Regions from separate parts of the Mus musculus genome. Here region 2 is linked to region 1. The links are chromatin contacts, found by Hi-C or POLR2A ChIA-PET in ENCODE. All regions are on one chromosome and are shown on one strand. Each heading gives the region's core, a stretch centred on a gene start or an enhancer-like site at or near the end of the contact. The rest is flanking DNA. Distances are from core to core; before and after follow the strand shown.

Region 1 (2,827 bases), core at 163-2,662:
TCCTGGAAACTCTGCTCTTGCTGGCGTTTGAACGATGCTAGGGCCTGAGAAGTAAACTTAACTGGAACCCCAAGACACATCCTGCAGTCCCTTAGGAAGACAGGAATTCTGACCAGTTTACAACCTTCCAACAGGCCCTCCCAGGCCTTCCCACTATCAGGGCCTTTCGTTTCTTACCAAGCCATGGTTGCGGGGGTCCGGGCGCGGGGCGCTGACTAGGGTCACCGCGCCTATCTCGGCCAGGAGCCGGGCTTCTTCAGGCAGCAGCAGAAGCGGAAGGCCCAGGCGCGAGTTCTGGCGGGGCCCGCGGGGCAGGGCGCCCACCGTGCGTCCCCCGACTCCCAGACGCTCCCGCAGCGCCTGCACGGCCTCGGCTCCCCACACCAGCGAGCGGCCATTTGCGACCTCCACCACCAGCATCTTCCTGCGGAGTGGGGGTGCGTCGCGGTCACCCAAACAGCCCCACCGACCCGACTGAAGTCTTCCACGCCCTCAGCGCAAGACCCCGCCCCTCACCCCCCAAGGGGCGGGGCTGGGGTTGCCACCTGCCCCCCCCCGCCCCCCAGCCAAGATCTACCCAGGGACCAGTTAAGACCACGCCCCTCACCCAGGTCCCACCGTTCCGCTCCCCCTCAGCTCCAGGTGACCATCTTCTCTGCCAAAGCGTACCACCATCTCTCGTCCCCTCAGAGAGACCTCCCGCCATAGTGGTGCACCGCCCTTTTTGCAAAGTGGGTGTCTTCTTATGCGTCCGTCAAATCTCAGAACCTCAATGTAGGGTGGTTTGCTCAAGCCACACCCTCTTCTAAATACTTGGAGCCCAGCCCCTCCCCTTTCGAAGTGCCCAGATTCGCCTTTCCCGCCTATTCTGAGTCGGACTTTAAAAGAAACCCAGTCCTGTCTTGCGCCAGCTGTTCGATGTTCCAGCATCCTAAATTCGGCTCAATCGGGAGTCCTGCCTACCCGAACGCAAGCGTTTCAGCCTTCGGAAGATCTCGACTCTATTCCCGAACGCATGCGGGAGATCTCGGCTCAGTAGAATCAGCCACCCCCTCTAAGTTGCAAAAGGTTCAGCATTCGACCCTAGCCAGATCCCATCGTTCTTCCAGCTGTGGCCCCGCCCACTTCCTACCCAATTTAAGGAGTTCACAATTACGATTGAATCCACAGTCGCACTCGAGGTGCAGTGTGCGTCGTGGCTCCCTTTCAATCTGTCGTACTGTCCTCAGGCAGAGGCAATAAGTCAACCCCTAGCCAACACCAACTCTCGGCTAAGGCGGAGCTGGCCCTACGTAGCGCGTCCTCCGTCATCCCGTCAGGTCAGCAAAGCGGAAAAGCCAAGAAAGCCCTCACTGCCACTCCGGTCTGCACAAATGGGACCTTGAGGGTCATTGCTCTGGCCTCGCCCCCAAATCCACCAGTCATGTCGGCCCCGCCCCTTCGCCGTTTTCCGGTCTTCTGTGGCTCCGCCTTCCTCCCTCAAGACTATTAGCTCAGCCTGTTAAGTCTACTGATTATTTCCAAAGTTAGGCCAAAACGGCTGCCCTCAATATCATTTGACCGTGACCTGAAAAAGCATTCAGCTATCTGAAGTAAGTCCAAATATGCGATCCCGCCCACACCCCGTGGTTCTTTGACTCTCGGACCCCGGCTGATTCCGACTATCTCCGAAGTAAGCCGAAGCATGCGGTCCCGCCTACTTCGTTCTGCGTTCTTGAGCCCGCCTAACACTACACAACGACTTTTGGACCCGATTATTTCCGAATCAAGCCGAAGTGTGTGGTCCCGCCTACATCCGGCCGAGTTTGTAAACGCATCTAATTCCGAGCCGTGACTTTGGAATTCGGCTATCCCCGAAGTAAGCCGAAGCTGTGGCACTCCATGCCGAGGGCTTGAATGACCGAGTGTGCCCGAAGGAATCCGAAGCTGAAAGTCTGTCTCTGAGCTCCAGGTCCCTCCTCCTCAAGTCTCAACGGGACTCGAAGATCTTGGCCCCGCCTCTCTGACCCGAAACCCCGCCCCTTCACGTACTGGCAGCTCTTTGCCCGGGGACCTCCTAGAAAGATCGCGACAGGCATCTTGCGGCAGACTGGTGTTCTGGGTACCTTTCTTGCGGTGCTGTAACTCGTACAGCCGCGGCTCTCGGGGCCTGGACCGCGCAGCCCTGCCGGCGCCCTCCAGAACGGGCAGTGCGGGGGCGTGCTGAGCTGGGGAGGCGTGGCGCGAGCCGAGGCGGCCTCGAAAAGGAGCTCCGCAGTCTTCTGGCCCACGGACGGTTCAGGTGGGCCCAGGTTGGGTTGCATGGCGGCGTCACGAAGATCGTAGGGTGGCGGGGTGCGGGGACAGCGCCCAGAGCGTGGCCGGGCTGGGTGGCGTAACCGCCTGTGGATCTGCCGAGGCAGAATCGGATACACGCTGGCCTTCGCTGCGCGGGGCTGGGCTACGAAAGGTGCTTGCAGATCGTACAGGGTCATTGCCTTCTCTCCGAGGTACGGGTTAAAGAGGAGCCCAGAGCTCAGAGCTTAGAAAACAGGATGCTAAATGCTGGGCTTCTCCGAGCTGGGCGGGAGTGGGAGTACTGGGTCCTGTAAGACGCAGAGGAAATTGGGGACCCAGAAGGGCTCCAATGTACTCAGGAGGGTGAGGATGATACAGATTCCTGGGCTCTCAGAGAAGAGGGGTGTTGTGAAGGATTGTTTTTCTGGCCGGAAGGTGTGGGTCATAAATGGAAGTAGAAGTACTTTTGATTTCAACATTGGCAAAGGGGTGGGGTGGGGGCTTAATTCTTGGGTCCTGGAAGGAGGAGTGAGCTGGAGGCCTGGGTTCT
Region 2 (2,827 bases), core at 120-2,619, 1.1 Mb before region 1:
TGGGAGTATATGTAAGGACAGGACCAGGAGGTTAATTATGGGTGAGGGAAGAGATGACCTAAATGTGGGCAGCACTATCCCATAGGCTAGAGGATGGATATAAAAGGAACGAGGCCAGGGTATGGTGGCATACACTTTTAATCTCAGTATTCAGGAAGTAGAGGCAGGTGATCTCTGTGAGTTCAGGCCAGCCTGGTCTATAGCTCGAGTTTCAGGAAGGTCAGCCAGGCCTGCACAGAAAAACCCTGGCTTGAAAAGCCAAAACAAGGGCTGAAGAGATGGCTCAGCGGTTAAGATCATCGACTGCTCTTCCGAAGGCCCTGAATTCAAATCCCAGCAACCACATGGTGGTTCACAACCATCTGAAAACAGCTACAGTGTACTTACATAAAACAATAAATAAATCTAAAAAAAGAAAAGCCAAAACAACAACCCCCGACCCCGGGGGAAAAAGGAGTTCCAGGCCAGTAATGAAATTCTGTCTCTCAAAAAGTTAACAGAAGTCTATGGGGTCTGGAGGTCAGTCACAAAGCTCTCAATAAGGACGTGAGACTTCCCTGACTTCTTCCTCTGGCACCCCTACAGAAACAATGGTGGCAAAAGTCACAAGTCATACTCTAGAGGATCAGGAAGTCCAAGCCCTCGGAGTCAACCAACCTGATTTTGAGGGCTTCCTAACACATAACAGGAGCGCAGAACAAAATGGAGCCCCATAGACAAATTATGTCCACACTTCCGCCCTTCCATGGCTTCCAGGTGAGGTCGCCAGACTCCCAGCGTAACATTTGCATACACAAAAGAAATTGAGACATTTCATTGGTCGAGGTTGGAGTCTATCACACTGAGCTGGCTTCCCATTAGTAGCTTTCAATTCCTACCTGCCCCACAAGTCCAGATCACGACCGCCCCTGTTTATTGGTCAAGGCCCCTTCCGTCATCCCTTTAACCCCTCCAGTCCTGTCTTCCCTCGCTCCGCCCCTTCCCCTGCCTAACCGTTAGTCGCGTGCGCGTCTTTCTCCAGGCCGGAGCGCGCGCGCGCACCCCAAGTCGTGGCGGCGTCTCATTCAAACGGTCCAATCAGCGGCCACGTCGCCTCGGCGGGCGCCCCCTTTCTCTCTGCTCTAGGTTTTTAGCCGCTTGGTTCTCCCAGGTCAACTCCTCAGCCGGCGTGAGCCCTCATTGTGATAGCACTCCTCACAAACTGGGTTCGAACTTCTGCTACTATTCTGACAAGAACAGAGAAAAGAGCGTTGACCGCCCAGCAACGTGCGCGTTGACGTACGCGGTCGAGACGTGCCGTGAGGGGGCGGGGCCTGCGAGTAGCTATAAAAGTGCGGTGTTGGGCGCGCGGCCGGTTCTACCGAGGAGCAGACGTAACGTTGTGAGCGTTTCGTAGCGGACGTCGGAATTAGTGGGAGCGGAGTGGGGCCTCGGGGGCCTCGCTAGGGCCACAGCGGCCGGCAGTTGGGCCCCCCGCCCCGGCCGGCGGTCCGAGGAGTGCAGGAAGGGGGCCGGGGGGACCCGCCCCCGGCCGGCTGAAGTCATGGTGAGTGACGCGGGAGGCCCGAGGGGCCGTTGGGGACTCGGGCAGAGGAGGCGACTGCGGCGTCCCAAGTGTTTTCTGGCCAGCTTCTGAGTGCTTTGGTGGCATGGCTGAACGTCCGGAGCCAGGAGTCGGCCCCAGGGCCTTTCAACAAACGGTGCGGGAGCCCAGGCAGCCCTCGGAACCTTGGGGAGGGCTTTGGGCGCCTTGCGGCCCGCCCATGGGTGTTTTAAGGAGCAAGACATCCCGCCGCCATTTCGTCCAGCCTTTTTCTTTTTGGTGTGTGTGGGGGGGCGGCGGTTGATGGGGTTGTTTCAAGCCTAAGTAGGGGAAGGGCTCCGGCTAGGCCTCAGGCCCACCTGGAACCAGTAGTGGACCCATGCGCGTCTTAACGAGCGCTTTGGGTAGGTTCGGGTACGCTGAGCCACGTAGAAGCTTTTTCTGAGACACCGTCCCGGTCAGCCATGGGGCAAAAGCCAGAAGCATCTTAGGTCCAGTTGACAGGCAGTGATTGACAACCTCGGACCTCTAAAGTCTGGATTCTGGTATCCACCCACCTTAATCCTAGCTATTTCAGGCTGCTCACTCTCCTTTTCCCTCCGTGCCTAGAACTCCAATGTGGAGAATCTGCCGCCCCACATCATCCGCCTAGTGTACAAGGAGGTGACAACACTGACGGCAGACCCACCTGATGGCATTAAAGTCTTCCCCAATGAGGAGGATCTCACAGACCTGCAGGTTACCATCGAGGGCCCTGGTGAGTGTGAGCACGGAAGGGAGGGGCCACTTGACCAGATTTCTTCTGTCTTGTGGCTGTGGGACAAATAGGATTCAGCCTCTCAGGTGCTTATGACAAAATGTGGCCTTTTGCTTAGGCTTGCATTAAGGCTGTCAAGTGTTACTTTCCAGAGACGTGAGGATGCATATAAGTGAAGCAGAAATAGAAAGTGTAGCTGGGCGTGGTGGTGCACGCCTTTAATCCCAGCACTCGGGAGGCAGAGACAGGCGAATTTCTGAGTTCGAGGCCAACCTGGTCTACAGAGTGAGTTCCAGGACAGTCAGGGCTACACAGAGAAACCCTGTCTTGAAGAGAAAAAAAAAAAATGTATGCCAGGGGATCTGAAACACTAATCAATCGAATGTCCCAAGACTAAACAAAAAGCATTGTGAGGGGAAACTGGTGGTAATAAGCTGATTTGCATATTTTAAGCAAACCAGTTAGATTTTTCAGACCTCATTTGTCAACTGAATTTCTATATAGTCAGCTAAAATCAGTTTCAAAAT

Evidence for each region. A loop is a pair of places that touch in the nucleus more often than their neighbours do. ChIA-PET counts read pairs that join two places held with the same protein, here RNA polymerase II (POLR2A).
Region 2: a map of T-helper 17 cell shows a loop between it and region 1 (2.9-fold over the local background). The contact joins the promoter of Ube2s here to the promoter of Tsen34 in region 1. A Hi-C loop is called at or near these places in 1 of 37 maps with a recorded cell type or tissue (T-helper 17 cell). POLR2A ChIA-PET finds 5 or more read pairs at or near these places in 2 of 5 experiments (both embryonic stem cell).

What each region holds. Positions count from the first base shown.
Region 1 is chr7:3,692,195-3,695,021 of GRCm38, reverse strand. Tsen34 (tRNA splicing endonuclease subunit 34) reads right to left here and starts at 1,412. Exons shown (of 5, transcript NM_001164204.1): 1 at 1,133-1,412; 2 at 178-424; 3 at 1-44. The coding sequence starts at 420. It overlaps Mboat7 (membrane bound O-acyltransferase domain containing 7), which reads left to right and starts at 2,036. Exons shown (of 8, transcript NM_029934.4): 1 at 2,036-2,281.
Region 2 is chr7:4,810,882-4,813,708 of GRCm38, reverse strand. It overlaps Ube2s (ubiquitin-conjugating enzyme E2S), which reads left to right and starts at 1,369. Exons shown (of 4, transcript NM_133777.2): 1 at 1,369-1,546; 2 at 2,153-2,300. The coding sequence starts at 1,544.